Regions from separate parts of the Homo sapiens genome. Here region 1 is linked to region 2. A link is a loop called in an ENCODE intact Hi-C map of the cell type or tissue named here. Cell type or tissue: dorsolateral prefrontal cortex. All regions are shown on one strand. Each heading gives the region's core, and the rest is flanking DNA. Links, peaks and the distances in the headings are about the cores only.

Region 1 (7,828 bases), core at 1,333-6,332, 49 kb before region 2:
TAAACTCTAGATCTGAAAAATACAGAATCTAAAATGAAGTATTCACTTCATAGGGTTGACAACAGATTGGATACAAGCAGAAGAAAGGATCAATAACTCAAAGGCAGGTCAAACTAAGTTCTCCAAGTGGAAGCACGGAAAGAAACTAACAACAACAGAGCAGAGGAAGGGTCAGCAAACTGTGGGCCCATGGACCAAATTTGACCTGCTGCCTGCTATTGTAAATAAAGTTTTATGGATCCCAGACATACCAGACATTGTTTACAGAAAAGCTGAGTAGTTGTGACAGAGACCATATGGCCTGCAAAGCCTATATTAAGTCTTGCCCTTTAGAAAAGTTTGGCAACCCTTGTAATAGAGCATCAAAAGCTATCAAACAATATATTAAATGGCATGTTGTATGTATAACTGGAGTCCCAGAAGGAGAGGAGAATGAGAATGGAGCTTGACTAAATATTTGAAGAGAGAATGACTGAACACATCTTCATAAAACTCATGAAAGACGTCAACCCACAGATTCAAGAATAAAAATAACCCTAAACTACATAAATACAAGAAAGGCTATACCTAGAGATATCATCATCAAGCTAGAAAACAAAGGCAAAAAGATCTTAAAATCATCCAGAAAATACAATCAGGTTACATTTAGGGGAAACACAATAAGAATTGTAGCTGATTTCTCACTAGAAACAAAGGCAGCTAGAAGACAATTGAAGAACCACTTTAAAGGGTCTCAAGGAAAAATTCTGTGAGCTTAGAAGTCTATATCCAATAAAAATGTCATTCAAAAATAAAGGCCAAATTAAGGCATTTTTAGACAAACGAAAGCTTAAGGAATTCATTGCAACACTATAAATAGTACTAAAGGAATTTCTGAGGCCAAAGGGAGAGAATCTCAGATGGAAGCCCAGACTACCCAAAAGAAATAGAAAGGACCAGGAATTGTAAATATGTGGAAAATATAAGAGATTATCTTTTGTTTTTTACTTTAAAAAACACTTTTGGCCATTTAAAGCAAAATAATAAGCATGTGGAAGTAAAATATATAATAACACTAGTGCAACAGGCAGAGAGAGATCAATACAATTACACCGTTGCAAGTTCCTTTGATTATCTGGATGCAAGTGATGGTTACAGGTGTATGCATTTGTAGAAATGTATCAAGCTATAGCTTAGGATTTGTGTACTTCACTATATGTTAATTAGCCTGCACTTTAGTAAAGTACTGTTACCAAAGAAAGAGAATGGACACGACAGAGCTCTGTAGCCAAGTCAGGACTCACAGATGGAACAAATATTTATGTTTGTCACGGGAGAGTCAGGGCCTCCTGCTTGGCAGAGGCTGCTGAGAGCTGAAGATGGGGTTGGCTGGGGCTCAGCCCACCTCCTGCATTGCCGAGGAGGCAGCGTTTTCCTCTGTGACTGACTCCTGCTGGAGCCTTGGCTTTGTGGAGATCTGTGACAGGGCTTGGCCCATGAGATGAAGAGCCCAGAGGCCTGGCCTTCCTGTCCTGAGCCTGGTCCGCTTCTGGGGACCCTCTCCTACGGTGGAGAAAACCAGAATGTCATCCTGGAAGGGACTTCTGATTCAAGTACTTGATGGCTGCCATTTTATAGAGATGGGCTCTGGGGCTCAGAGTGAATACATTCTAGAAACTGGACTGGAAACCAGATCTCCTCTTTATACTGTAGCAGCTGTCTTGGGCCCATTCAAGCTTGTCCTTCCTAGGTCCACAGGTATTCCTCTCTCTGCTCTTTTCTTTAAAATCCTCATGCTACTAATGCTAAATAACTGCTGATAAAACTAATTCATACTAAAGTGTGAGTGACTGATTCCCTGTTAAAGTCTCCCCAAGAAAGGCATGCGTAGTAACCATGTCCAAGAAACCATTCTAATGGTGTGATCCCATTCAGCACCCAGGCTGAGGAGAAATGTTTTGGGATGAAGCAGGCAGAGGTGAGAAAGGGTTGCCAGTCTGGAGCTAGCATGGTGCAGGAGAGAAGGCAGGGTTCTGTCTTTGCCCGAACTCATCGGCTCATCTTGGCCACATTCTCTGACTTCCTTGGGTCTGTTTCTTCTGCTGTTAAATGAAGGCTGGACACTCAGATAGCCCAGGGCCCTTTAGCTCTCATGTCCCAGGCCTGTTCACTTACAGCCTTCTGGAGCTTTTGCTTTACAATAAGCAGTCCTCTGATCATCACTGGCTCTCACAATGTTCTTAGAAGCAGATTAGAGGCTTGGGTGTGTGGGTCTCTGTGTCACAGGTGAGGAAATGGGGCAGAGAGGGCAGGTCAGTGGCCCGGGGCCACTCTGTGGGATGCCACTGCATTCCTCCTCCTCCCCCAGCTGCCTCATGAACGGGGCTAAAGAAGCCTCCCCTTCCTGACAGAACCCACTGCTTCTCTGGTCAGCCCAGGACAGTGGAGCCCTCCCTGGGCAGGGGTGGGGGTGCAGAGCCAGCCCCACTCAAGTCCCCACGGGAAAGTACGGGGCCCCTGCCAGAGGAGCCCTTCCCTTTCATTCCTCCCCAATAGGAGGCCACCCCCAATGCCTTCACCAGCTCCCAAATGCCTCTCACCTCTGCACCTTCGAGCCTTTGCCCAGGAGCCCCCTCTGCCTGGATGTCCTTCCCTTCTTCTCTGCCCAGCACACTCCCACCAAAGCGGCCCCCCAAGGCAGGATGCAGCTCATGCTCCCAGTGGTGGACGGCTGTTCCGATCTTACCTAAGGGTTTCGCTTGCTGCCTGCAGCCTCCTCTGGGGGAAGGAGCATGTCTTGTCTCTCCTGTCCACCCACTTCCCAATGCACGGTTCCTGGCATGCAGCTGGGTCAGGACACGCGTTCTGAGCGCTTCAGAGGGCTGGTGAGGCACAGTGTCCCTGAATGTCCTCAGAGTCCAGGTCTGGCCCAGCCACATTCTTGAGGATGGGAAGCTAGAGAGGTAGAAATATCTCCGCTGAACGCCCAGCTGGTCACATAAGAGCTGGGGAACTGGACACTTCACCTAATGCCTCCGAGCCTCACCTTAACATGGGAGCTCAGCTCCTCCTCTGCAGCCTGTGGTAGTGAGCAGGTGAGGTCGTGTATGTGAAGACTTAGACCACATATGCCTGGGACATAGGACATGCTCAACTTCTTCCTGTTAATCCTCCTCTTACATCCGAGGGACCCTGGCCAGGCCACCCGGCGTCCTCTGTTTTCTCAAGGTCAAGGAGAATAATAGCCCCAGCACTGCCCAGCCCCTAAGGGATGGTGAGGGTGCAGATGGTTCATGATGACAGTTCCTGGGAGCTACAGGAGAAGTGAGGAGGGCTGGTGGGCCTGTGGCAACTTCCCACAGCTCACAGGAGGGCTGGAGCTGACCCGGCTGCTCCGCTCTGCTGCAGAAACAACAGCTGCTGCTCCCTGGGCTCAGGGCTGTGTCTGCAGTAGCCTGGGGACACCAGAGCCCCAACCCAGTGGAGCCCCTGCCCTGCTGTTCTGTGTTCTCCAGTGCGAGCCCCAAGCTGGTGTGCATCTCTCTTGCTTTAGGGATATAAAACTGTTTCATTTCCAAAATAAAGAGAACAAAGCCTCCTTGTGGCAACAATTATGCAGTCATAAGAGGAGGCTTAATGGGCGTTCATTAAGAGTTGCACTCAGGGAATGACAGCTCTGACAGCTGCCAGTACTGACTGTCGTAGAGTCATGGCGCTGTTCCCTGAGGGAGCATCACCCCCTCCCCTGAGCTGCAGCTGCTCCTCCGGGAATGGGGCTCACAGGAAAAAAGACCCAAGAGCAGACCTCTGGAGCCGCCAGAGCTAGTCTGGTCTCTCAGAGCGGCCTCGGATGGTGTGTGGCCACATTTGTGGCACTTGCTGTCTGATCAGAGAAGCAATGAACATATGCCAGGCCGGGATCTCACAGGCATCTAGGCTGGTCTGACAAATCCTTGGCCACATCTGACCACGTCTGTGCCCGTCATGCTGTGTTTGTTCCTACTGAGCCAAGGCCGTATCAGAATTCTTCAAATAGCCCTCCAGACAGCCAGGCTAGGGTGGCCAGGGAGTGGTGACTGGCTCTACATTCCCCATAGAGTCCATTTCGCCTCATCCCTGGATGGATGTCACCCTGGGACCCAGAAAGGGGTGTGACCTGAGGAACAGCCATTGCCAGATCCCGGTGCCCTCGCACCCTGGCGTGGTTGGGTCTGTTTCCACAGCTCACTTGTCCATGGGGAGAAAGCAGTGATTCAGGCCTGGCTGAGGGACTTGGACAGACACTCAGGATCTTCCTCCTGAGCCCTGTTTCCTCTTGCTCAGGAGAGGAGTTTGAATTGCTCCCTCATTCCCCTAGAAGTCCATGTAAGCCCATGCCACTGCCAGGTGGAGCTCCAGGCTCATGATTCAGGAAGGCCAGAGCGCCATACGCCCCTTTATTCCTGTCCCAGCTGTGTCTCTCCTGGTTGATCTGTGCCTCGAAAGCATAAGGATTCATCCGTTTTAGTCCCATGGATGGAAGCCGGCCCCTCTGCATAGAGTGGCACGGGGCAGGAGTTTGAACACCCCTAGGAGTATGGCACAGGTCACCTGTGGGGTGAAGACATAAGTGTGTTTGCAAGTGGGTGGGTGGCTGGGAACTGGAGGATTTGGCTGAGCCAAAGATGGGCTGGGTTTGCCCATCTTAGGGTTGTTGGCCTGGAGCTCAAATTGCTCTGTGATGGAGGAGGGTGACTCTGGAGCTCTCCCAGGCAAGGGCAGGGGCAGAGGGACAGAGAGAAGAAAGGGACGTGAGAAAGACAACACACAACCCCTTCCATGAGGCTCGCTGGATCTTCAGTCGTGTGGTTGGAACTCCGGGAGATGTCCCCTGAGCCCGGGAAGCAGGATAGGTCAGGAGAAGGCCCTAAGGAAAGGCTTTGGATACTACCTGTGGCCACACTCTCCTACAGGCCAAGGAGAGACAGACAGAGAGGGGCTCTGGGCAGCCAGTAGCACTGAACTCTCAGGGTCGAGGTCTGGGGCAATATCCGGGCTCCACTTTCATTCCGTAATGGCAACATAATAGAGTGCAGAGTGCTGGCTAAAGAGTGGGTAGCTTCCCTGGTTCAAGGCCAGCCTCTGGCAGCTGCCACTTTTTTTCAGTTGAGCAGTGGCCAACCTGCACAACAGGCCCCTTACCACATGCCAACACTGGGTACAGCCTGTGTGGAGGGGTCTTGGGAACCCGAATGTTGAATGCACCCCTTTGCTCTGTCTCTCGCTGGGGAACCCTCACTGGGCTGTCTTGGTTTGTGCTCCGTTCACTGGGCCAGCTCCTCCCTATGCCCCCAGCCCAGCCTTGGCACTGCATCTGGAACTCAGATGGGGGATGATCGCAGCTTTCAGGAAACTGCCCAGTGACAGGACTGGGCATCGTGCAGGGGGTGACTCATGTTCTAGTCTGTAGTTTTGACAGAATGCTTCTAAAAGTTTCCTGAGAAAAGGTGCAATAGAAGAAAGGATGTCTGCAAATGTCTTTAATGCATCCCCACATTTAGCCGAATGAGTGGCTGCCGTATTCAACGACGTCTGAGCTGCAGACAGCTGTCTCCAGAGGGGCTGGTGGGTTGACCCCTTTGGCTTCCAGTTGCTAGGCAGCTCCCCTGACTTCGTGGATACCCCCCTCTCCCCCACTCACCACCTCTGCTGCAACATCCTGTCACTCAGGAACTCCAACAATCCAACCCCATCTCTACTAAAAACAAAAAATTAGCTGGGTGTGGTGGCAGACGCCTGTAATCCCAGCTGCTTGGGAGGCTGAGTCAGCAGAATTGCCTGAACCTTGGAGGTGGAGGTTGCAGTGAGGTGAGATCGCGCCACTGCACTCTGGCCTGGGCAACAGCCTAAAACTCTATCTCAAAAAAGAAACTCCAGCAATCCTCACAAACAAACAAGATAACAGGCAAAGAACATGCTAACAAACGGCAGCTTTGATGACCAGGAAAGCGCATGGAGCTCCCATTCCAGGAATGTATTTTAACTGGACGTGCCTCCTTGGGAAAAAAAGAACAAAAAAGAAACTCCTAGTAAGAAAAAAAGCCCCGCCCTGCTTCTGACAGACTCAGCTCTGGCAGCAGCTGCTCCTGTTTGGAAAGACCTACATCCCAGGAATATAAATTTTTTATTGTGATTTTATTTTATTTGTTGATGCAGAGGGTTTTTATTTTATCTTTTGAACCAGTAGCAGCAGCGGGAGAGGGAGAAATGGGGGAGCTGCAAAGCTGGCTGGGGGTGTTCTCCCTCCTCTGCTGGGGGTGGAGATGACACCTGAGCCCCCTTCGCTGGGCTTGCTGGCCACACAGGCTCCTGTCTCTGCCATGGTGTGGGGACTTGTGGTATTGGGAGGGAAAGAAGAAGTAAAGAGGGGGTGGGGGCAGAGGGGCAGGGGTGTCCAGGGGTGTTTGGCCCAGAGCAAACCCCTGGTGCTCCCACATTCCGGGTCCGGGTCATCTGCTAGGACAGGCACAGTGGGAGGGGTGTGCCCCCTGCCCATCCTTGGGGAGGTTCGAATGGACTAGATCCAGTCCAACCCCCCAGCTGCAGTGGAGGAAGCAGAGGCCAAGTCCCTGCGGAAGCTGCCCAGGACCCGCTGAGTGGCGACCTCGGGGGCAGTCACCCTACATGCACCCAGGACTGAGGGTATGCGCGCTTCTCCTGTGCTGCCTGGGAAATAACAGGAAAGACCACGGGCGTCCACCCCCAGGGAAAAGGGTGAAGAAAGTGCGGGGCCCTGGCTGGGTCTCTCTGGGTGTGCAAGGAGAAGCCGAGGCGTCACAGGAACCCAGGAGGTGGGGAGGATGCAGAGCAGGACCTATTATTCCTATCATTAAGTATCGATTCTTATTTATGAGAAAACAACAATTATCTGGTGCCTGAATATGATTATGAATTTTAAAAGATCCAGAGGAGTACCCGAGAAATTGTTCATGATTATTAGGGAAAGGGAAACATTTTATCTTAGACATTAGGTATGGCTTGAAGTGTATTTTTTTGGAGGGTGACATGTATTATTTTTATTAAATGGTAGTAGCTGAAGTGGTTACCTCTAGAAACAGAAATTTGTTTTGTGGGAGGGTTAGGTGGTTAAGAGACATATTAACACTGCCTGTAATACTTCAGGGTTTTTTTTCTAACAAAAAGAGATGTTCTTGTACAATTAAAAAAAATCTCTAAACTGCAATAATAAAGAAAAACAAAGCAACTCCTGGCTGCAGCCTGTGGCCTTTTTTCCCCTGCACACCCTGCCTGGGAACTCAGGTCTTAGGAAGGCAAGCCCCTGCCTGCAGCTTGCCTTCCTAAAAGGCCTCACTGACTTCTCAGCATCTGTGTGCTGTGGCCAGGGTAGCTCGGCACCTGGATCCCAGCTCCATGGGGCTCCAGGAAGGCTCAGAGGGCACAGCACTTACTCAATCCTGCTGTCCGCTCTCAGAGGAGCAGGGTGGGAGCCCAGGAGCCTGGCCCAGCTCCCCAGCAATCCATGATGCTCCTGGCACCGCTCCCGGCCCCCGAGACAGACAAAGCACCATCCTATTCTCCAAAGTCCTCTAATCCCTGGTCGTTGTTTGCTTTCCAAAGGAGCCCTGGTTGACCCTGAGCCAGCAGTCCACACCTTTGCCCAGGGTGAGCTCTGACTCAGCTCTCTTGCTCCTTCCCCCTCACCCATGGCCCCTCTGGTTCCTGAGGCTGAGGGACATGGGCTTGTGGGGGGAGGGTTCTTGAGGGAGGCGTCCCAGGCCCATTCCCGGTGCCAAGCTCCCCTCCGTCTCCCCCCATTCCCCCATCCCCTCTGCTCCTCAGTGGCTGGCAG
Region 2 (7,782 bases), core at 1-5,000:
ACGTTCCTCATCCCTGGGGTGGAGTTGGGATGTGTGGCTAGGAAGACTTGCTAGATCATGGAGGGACCAGGCTGCTGGGCCTCAACCTGACCAGCATCTCCACCCCCCGCCCCACTCCAGCCAGTGTAGGGAGCTCTGCGGTGATGAGCACGGCCATTATGGCAACGCTGCTGCTCTTCAAGCATCAGAAGGTAGGGGGTGCAATGTGGTGGGGACCTGGGCGGTGGGGGGGGTGGCGATGTGTGGCCCTGCTGCCTAGCCCTGCTCTGCCCACCCAGGGTGTGTTCCTGTCGCAGCTCCTGGGGGAGTTCTCCTGGCTGACGGAGGAGATACTGTTGCGTGGCTTTGATGTAGGCTTCTCTGGGCAGCTGCGGAGCCTGCTGCAGCACTCACTGAGCCTGCTGCGGGCGCACGTGGCCCTGCTGCGCATCCGTCAGGGTGACTTGCTGGTGGTGCCGCAGCCTGGCCCAGGCCTCACACACCTGGCACAACTGAGTGCTGAGCTGCTGCCCGTCTTCCTGAGCGAGGCTGTGGGCGGTGAGTCTTGAGGTGCACGGGGTAGGTGGGATGTGTGTGCAGTGGTGAAGGGAACGGCTCCTTCTTCATAATGGACCCTCCGCCCCCAGCCTGTGCAGTGCGGGGGCTGCTGGCAGGCAGAGTGCCGCCCCAGGGGCCCTGGGAGCTGCAGGGCATATTGCTGCTGAGCCAGAATGAGCTGTACCGCCAGATCCTGCTGCTGATGCACCTGCTGCCGCAAGACCTGCTGCTGCTAAAGGTCAGGCCTCCCCTACGGCCCACTTGGTCCTAGGCCTTCCCCTCTTGGTGGTAGGAATGGCCCATCCCTGCCCATGCTCTACCTCTGAAACCTCCTGGGTAGTAGGTGTGGCCTTGCCCGGTCTTTGGCTAGGCCCCTGCCCATGTGCCTGGCTCTCCTGAGGCCACATGGGTGCCTTTTTCTCCCAGCCCTGCCAGTCTTCCTACTGCTACTGTCAGGAGGTGCTGGACCGGCTCATCCAATGCGGGCTCCTGGTTGCTGAGGAGGTAGGCAGGGCAGTTGGAGACAAGATCCTTGCCTGGAGCCTGGCCTCCTCCAGCCTCCCACCCTGAGTGCCAGCTGCCCCAGGCTCCTCCTCTGCCCCGTGTGTGCTGTGGGGGTGGGCAGCCCCTGGCCTTGCAGCGGGGAAGCCTAGCTCGCACCTCTGCTCCCTGTGCCTTGGGATATAGCCACCTATGCCCCGGTTCTGTGTGTCTCTCTGGATAGCACTGGACATGTGTGCCTCTGAGGTTCTCTGCACACCTCCTGCTCCCCACATTTCTTGGCCACAGGGCTACTGCCCTTGAGGGTGGGAATTCACTTCCTCTCACTCTGCAAGTTGGCCCAGCAGGTGCTGGGGCATGGCTCTGGCCATCCTCTTGGGTCTCTAGGTCTGCTTTTACTGGTTTCACCTGCATGTACCTGGTCTGGGGGTGTAGGGTTGATCCCTGGCCAGCTTGTCAGAGAACAATGGCTCCACGGCCCCTAGACCCCAGGCTCCCGGCCAGCCTGTGACACAGGGCGACAGCGATTGAGCAGAAAGCTGCTGTGGAAACCGAGTGGGGACTTTACTGATAGTGACAGTGATGACTTCGGAGAGGCTGACGGCCGGTACTTCAGGGTGTGTTTCAAAAAGCTGCCCCTGGAGGGAGGTGGTAGGGAGGCGGTGGGGAGCTGCACTCACCCCGGCCTGTCCCCTCCAGCTCAGCCAGCAGTCACACTGCCCAGATTTCTTTCTTTTCCTCTGCCGCCTGCTCAGCCCGCTGCTCAAGGCCTTTGCACAGGCTGCCGCCTTCCTCCGCCAGGGCCAGCTGCCCGATACTGGTGAGGCCCTTGTTCCCTTGCAGTCCTCGAGGCAGGCTGTGTCTGTGCTGGGTGCCAGGTCTAGGTCTTCTCTCTTCTGCAGAGTTGGGCTACACAGAGCAGCTGTTCCAGTTCCTGCAGGCCACCGCCCAGGAAGAAGGGATCTTCGGTGAGTCCCAACCAGTCAGCCCAGGCTCCTGCAGGCAGTGGTGTTTGCTGGTGGCTGCTGCCCCCTGCAGGACAGTGACAACCCAACTCTAGGAAGGCAGGCTGCAGAGTACAGTCTTCTGTCCAGTCAGAGCTCTATCCCTCCCTGGGCTTCTTTAAACAAGAGGAGAGAAGCCTGTGCCCAGTGGCTCTCTGTTCTCCCTACCTAGAGCCTTCACTTCTCTCTTCTTTCCAGAGTGTGCGGACCCAAAGCTCGCCATCAGTGCTGTCTGGACCTTCAGAGACCTAGGGGTGAGAGGAGCCACTGTCACCATCTTCTGTCCCCCTGCTCCCACCCCAATAGAGTAGCTCAGGGAAACCCAGCTATGTCCCCATCACTCCACAGGGCTGGCCTGATGGTGCCTCATTAAGACCCTGGGATTTACTTGGTGTCTTCCAGCAACAGATTTGGTGATGGGTTGGAGAAGGTGGGATGGTTTCCTGCCTCTTGGTCTCCCAAATCACTGGCTCATCTTTCTAGGTGGGGTATTGGGACTGCTTTGCGGCAGCATTTGCACGCAAACATTGAGGTCTAAGGGGCCAGAGGTCTCAAGGCAGGTTTCTGGGGGACAGGCCTGGCCCCTGGGCCATGTGTACACAGTCCCTGTGGTGAGCGCACTCACGGCTTATCTTCCATGGCCCAGGTTCTGCAGCAGACGCCGAGCCCTGCAGGCCCCAGGCTCCACCTGTCCCCTACTTTTGCCAGCCTGGACAATCAGGAAAAACTAGAACAGTTCATCCGGCAGTTCATTTGTAGCTAGAACTGTGAGGAGGAGCCTGTGCTGAGACTTCTCAGCCCCAGAACACAGCTGTGTCCTAGAGCCAGAAGATGGAGAGGAGGCTGCAAACCCTTAGCTGCTCTATAAATATAATCATTGAGGCTTGATTGTCCCTTGCCATCTCTTGCTTTTTCCCTTCTTTGATGTGATAAACAAGGGGACGAGACGAGTTGTCTTTTCCCCAGCCCAGCAGCATCTTTTTGGTGTATGTGTGTGTATTTGCTCTCTTCTTCCCCAGTCCCACAAAATGCCCTAACTTGTCCCATGAAACAAAGCCCAAACGAAGACAAACAGCAGAAGCCAAGCTGCTGCTTTGACCCGACGAATTTATTGAAGAGAGCTCTGTCCTTCTCCCTTCTACCGAGAAGAGGCGGCTTGCAGGGCTGGCACCTGTCCACACCTGTCACTGGGCCTTTCCCTGGGCTAGGCTGAGTGGGAGCAGATGCCCTCATCCTATGTGCAGGGCCTGTGCAGGAGCCATCACACCACCTTGTTGATGATGACACCTAGTTCTTCAATCTCACACTGGACTTCATCCCCCTTCTGCAACAGAGCAGGCCATGAGAGTGTCAGCCCTTCCGTCAGACACACGTACACAAGCCTGTACTTCTCAAGTCTGAGCCAAGCCTGCCAGCCCTTTGGGGCCCTTGCTCTCTTTGCTTTTCACTAACCTACCTTGAGAAAGACAGGAGGTTTCCTGAATACACCGACACCTGGGTGGAGGTGGGGGGGTCCCAGTCAGGATGACATCCCCTGGGTAAAAGGTAACAAACCTGGAGCAAAGCAAAAGGACCCGGTGAGACCAGGGGCTGGCTGAGGTGGCCACAGCCAAAGGTGGAGGGCTCAGGTCAGCCTCCACATGTGTGGCAGGTGGAGCGGGGCTGGCAGGATAGCCCCTGTCACTCACTGGGACACCCAGGCTATCAGGTCCTCTGTCTTGAATACCATCTGGTTGGTGTTGCTGCTCTGGACCACTTCCCCATTCACTCGACAGCAGATCTTTAAGTTGTGTGGATCTGAAATGCAAAGATGGTACCTTGGAGTTATCCCTTTTCCCCTTCAAACCCCCCAGTATTTTACAAACACAACTATAGGGGTGCTTCGTGACTTGGCAGGTGAAAGGGCTTTAAAGTGCCCACATTGACTCAGTGCACTATGTTAGAACTTTCTGTATAGACATTGGCCTTCTCAGGCCTCCCTGCATCCCCAAGAGCACCAGGCAGTAGTCACTTGGATGAGTTGAGAGGATGTTGCAGACTCTGAAGGAGAAGAGAAAAATGGCTAGGGTTTTTGCCTTGAAAAAGGGCATCTGTCTACAGCATAGGAAGATACCTGTAGATACAAAAATGACTCCTGGGCAGGGCCAAGCGTGGTGGCTCACACCTGTAATCATAGCACTTTGGGAGGGCAAAGCAGGTGAGAACTGATTAAGCTCAGGAGTTCAAAACCAGCCTGGGTAACGTAGTGAGTGCTTGTCTCTATGCAAAATAATAAAAACATTAGGCATGGTGGTGCGTGACTGTAGTCCCAGCTACTCAGGAGGCTGAGGCGGGAGAACTGCTTGAACCCAGGAGGTTGAGGCTTCAGTGAGCTGGGATTGGGCCACTGCACTCCAGCCTGGGTGACACAGTAAGACCATACTTAAAAAAAAAAAAAAAAAAAAAAAAAAAAGACAGCATCTATAAAGCAGTGAGGCAATGGTTCTAGCCAGGACAGAGAAGCCTCGTGTACCGGATGCTGGCAGGGGATGGATTACTGTAAGAACATCCTGGCTAACCAGCACTTTTAACTGTTGGTGTTGGTCTTAGTGTTCTACCACCCTTAAGTAGAGCACCTGAAACACAATTTAACTTTGCCGAGGACTCTGTGTGGGTGCTGTGAGGCACTGGGGTCTTTGGTATCCTGGCATGGCTGGCCCATGTGGACACCCCCCACCTCCACCACAGTTGTGGGTGGCTGTGTGTTAAGAGGCTGCGCTCTGCCCTCTGGCACACTGCCTCCAACCTGGCGCTGTCCCCTCACTGTGTGTGGTCAATGCTGTTGTTTCCACAGTGGCTGGGTGAGTCACACTGGCTTTCATCTGTAGTGTGGAAAATGCCTGGGCCTTGCGATAGCTATGCTCCATGATGCTCAACTTAGATTATTTCAGATGGTGGCAGCCGCAGGAAGCCCGATCCACCCATCAGCTCAGTGTTCTTTGTAATTTACTTCACGCATGCAGTTTCACATCCTCTGCAGTTGTGTTCCCTCTAGGGGGCTTGGGAAGGAAGCCCATGGGAGAACTCGTGGCTGAGGATAAAAGACTTTCCCTGTATGGAGTCAGCAGTGAAAGGGCAGCCAGGGAGGGCAGGTGCCACATGTACCTGAACCCGTGCTCCTCCCTGGAGGGCTGTTCATCTGTGCAATGGTAGGTACAAGGGGGCAGGGATCAGGAACCTACCTGCTACACTGTCCTTGGTCACCAAGGCAGGGCCCAGAGGGCAGAAGGTGTCGAAGGTTTTTCCCAGCAGCCACTGTTTCCCATTGCATCTTGTTAGCCAGTCACGAGCACTCACGTCATGAGCCACAGTGAAGCCGGCCACGTGGGCCATGGCATCTGTGGCCTATGGGGGCAGGGGATTTGGCCATACAGGAGGATAGATCATGGGTGACACCAACACCTGTGGCAAGGGATCTCAAAGCTGTTATCCCATGTTAGTAGCCAGAGCCAGCCAAAGGTGGGTGAAGGGAAAGGCAGTGTCAGGGAGCAAGGAGGCTGACTGCTTCCTAGTGTCAGGGACAGCTGGCACCATGTGTTGGTGAGCGAGGTCAGAACTAGGAGAGGCAGGAGCTGGGGACTCTGCTGCACTCTGGCCTGGGAGCCCACCTTTTCCACTTCACCTTGATGTGCTTGCCTTTCTTTCCAATGACCACGGCCAGCTCCACTTCCCAATCTACCTCCTGTAGGGTGGGAGAGGAATAGTGAGCCGCAGTGGCTTTGGGGCCCATTAACTATGCTCAGAGGCTGTACGCTGTGGATCTCTGTCAGTATGGCTTGGCTGCCATCCCATGTTTGCCATCACCACGAACCAGAGCCCAGTGAACGACAAGGGAGGTGTGACTTGTAGACCCATACATTTTGGGCAGTGGCAGACAGCATCATGGGATGCAGGCACAGGTCCCCACACCATTGACTGCAGAAGAGCAACACGTGTCCAGGGCACTGAGTTTAAAAGTCACTCTGGATACTTTTAACAAAGGATAAATACGAAGTAATATCCCCTAGCAATATGTAACCTTACTGTGTGTCAGGCACTATTTTAAGTGTTTTAATCTATTAACTCACTTTAGTAAGAGAAAGATCCCACAAAGGACTTGAGTAAGCAATTCACAAAAAGGTAACGGACATGGCCACAAAACATGAAAAAATGCTCAGCCTCTCCCATAATCCATAAAATACACTATAAAATAGATATAATTTGGCCTTTAAAATTGGTGGCTCTTTCTAATAATAACCAGAGTTGGTATAAGTACACCTGACATCCAGATGTTGGTCTCTAATACCACTCCCCAGTAAGGAGCACCGGGTTCCTTGGTCCAAGACAGACAGTACATGATGAGCCTGGAACGTCTTGGCCAGAAAGCAAATATATGCTAAAAGCTTGGGGATGGAACAAACTTGAAGGTCCCTCATTGGCCAAATTGAGGTCACCTGAAGAATGTAAATGATGGATTACAACCAATTGAATAAAAACAAAAAGGAATTCACAGTGATATTGAAGACACAGGAATAAAGAGCGAGGCAGCTTTTTTTCTTTTTTTTTGAGATGGAGTCTCACTCTGTTGCCCAGGCTGGTGTGCAGTGGCGCGATCTCGGCTCACTGCAAGCTCCGCCTCCCAGGTTCACGCCATTCTCTCACCTCAGCCTCCGGAGTAGCTGGGACTACAGGCACCTGCCACCACGCCTGGCTAATTTTTTGTATTTTTAGTAGAGACGGGGTTTCACCGTGTTAGCCAGGATGGTCTCGATCTCCTGACCTCGTGATCCACCCGCCTCGGCCTCCCAAAGTGCTGGGATTTCAGGCGTGAGCCAACGTGCCTGGCCAGGCTTTTTTCATAGAAGAATGCCAGTTAATAAAAACTGCATGATTTAGAAAAATCATTGTTCTTGGCCGGGTGCGGTGGCTTATGCCCATAACCCCAGCACTTTGGGAGGCTGAGGCAGGTGGATCACCTGAGGTGAGGAGTTCAAGACCAGCCTGGCCAACATGGTGAAACCCCGTCTCTACTAGAAATACAAAAAATTAGCCGGGTGTGGTGGTGCATCCCTGTAATTCCAGCTACTAGGGAGGCTGAAGCAGGAAAATTGCTTGAACCTGGGAGGCAGTGGTTGCAGTGAGCTAAGATGGTGCCACTACATTCCAGCCTGGGTGACAGAGACTCCATCACAAAAGAAAAGAAAAGTCATTGTTCTTCATCCCCCAATGCAATAATGGATTCAGTAAGGATGACTACAGGATCCTTGGATGAGAATCTACGGGGCAATAAGATGGTTATGTGATCTCAAACTACCACATAGATTGCTTGTTAATTACAAAAATGGAAATGCATCTTCACAATGGAGGGACTTAGTGAACGTCAGCTAAACCAAGTGGTCAAATTCTGGGATGCAATGGGAAATGTATAACATCTTTGTAGATCTCTTGATAAAAATGCTTACCCTGACACTAATCATGAAGAAACAACCAGACAAACCCAGGATGTGAAACATGCTATGAGACAACTGGATTCTTCAAGGAAAGGGCAGGGGGGATTGTTTGAGGTCAGGAGTTGGCAAACTATGGCCAGCTCACCGTCTGCTATAATCAACTTTGATTGGAAACCCATCATTCATTTCTGTATCGTCCCTGGTGGTTTTCACACTATAACAGCAGAGTTGAATTGTTGCAAAACAGACCATATGACACTCAAAGTGTAATA

What was found. A loop is a pair of places that touch in the nucleus more often than their neighbours do. Peaks named below come from ENCODE experiments on the same cell type or tissue, not always from the same donor. Only the 100,000 strongest peaks of a DNase experiment are listed, where the experiment ranks them.
Region 1: it touches region 2 in a loop (4-fold over the local background); 2 of 110 quality-filtered maps call a loop at or near these places.

What each region holds. Positions count from the first base shown.
Region 1 is chr2:96,067,965-96,075,792 of GRCh38, reverse strand. No RefSeq gene overlaps it. Among named protein-coding and RNA genes, the nearest start is that of GPAT2, 37 kb to the right of the region's middle. In dorsolateral prefrontal cortex, for the core only: a CTCF peak has its summit at 3,589; DNase peaks (open chromatin) are centred at 3,452 and 3,722; H3K27ac peaks cover 1,804 bases.
Region 2 is chr2:96,017,182-96,024,963 of GRCh38, reverse strand. It overlaps GPAT2 (glycerol-3-phosphate acyltransferase 2, mitochondrial), which reads left to right. Exons shown (of 22, transcript NM_001321527.2): 14 at 121-191; 15 at 279-537; 16 at 627-775; 17 at 964-1,041; 18 at 1,524-1,655; 19 at 1,738-1,858; 20 at 1,941-2,006; 21 at 2,241-2,296; 22 at 2,689-3,018. The coding sequence ends at 2,805. LOC124900512 (fumarylacetoacetate hydrolase domain-containing protein 2B-like) reads right to left here. Exons shown (of 4, transcript XM_047446740.1): 3 at 5,690-5,763; 4 at 5,321-5,483. The coding sequence ends at 5,465. It also overlaps the pseudogene FAHD2CP. Among named protein-coding and RNA genes, the nearest start is that of GPAT2, 14 kb to the left of the region's middle. In dorsolateral prefrontal cortex, for the core only: a CTCF peak has its summit at 2,084 (motif pointing left); DNase peaks (open chromatin) are centred at 243 and 2,063; H3K27ac peaks cover 3,178 bases.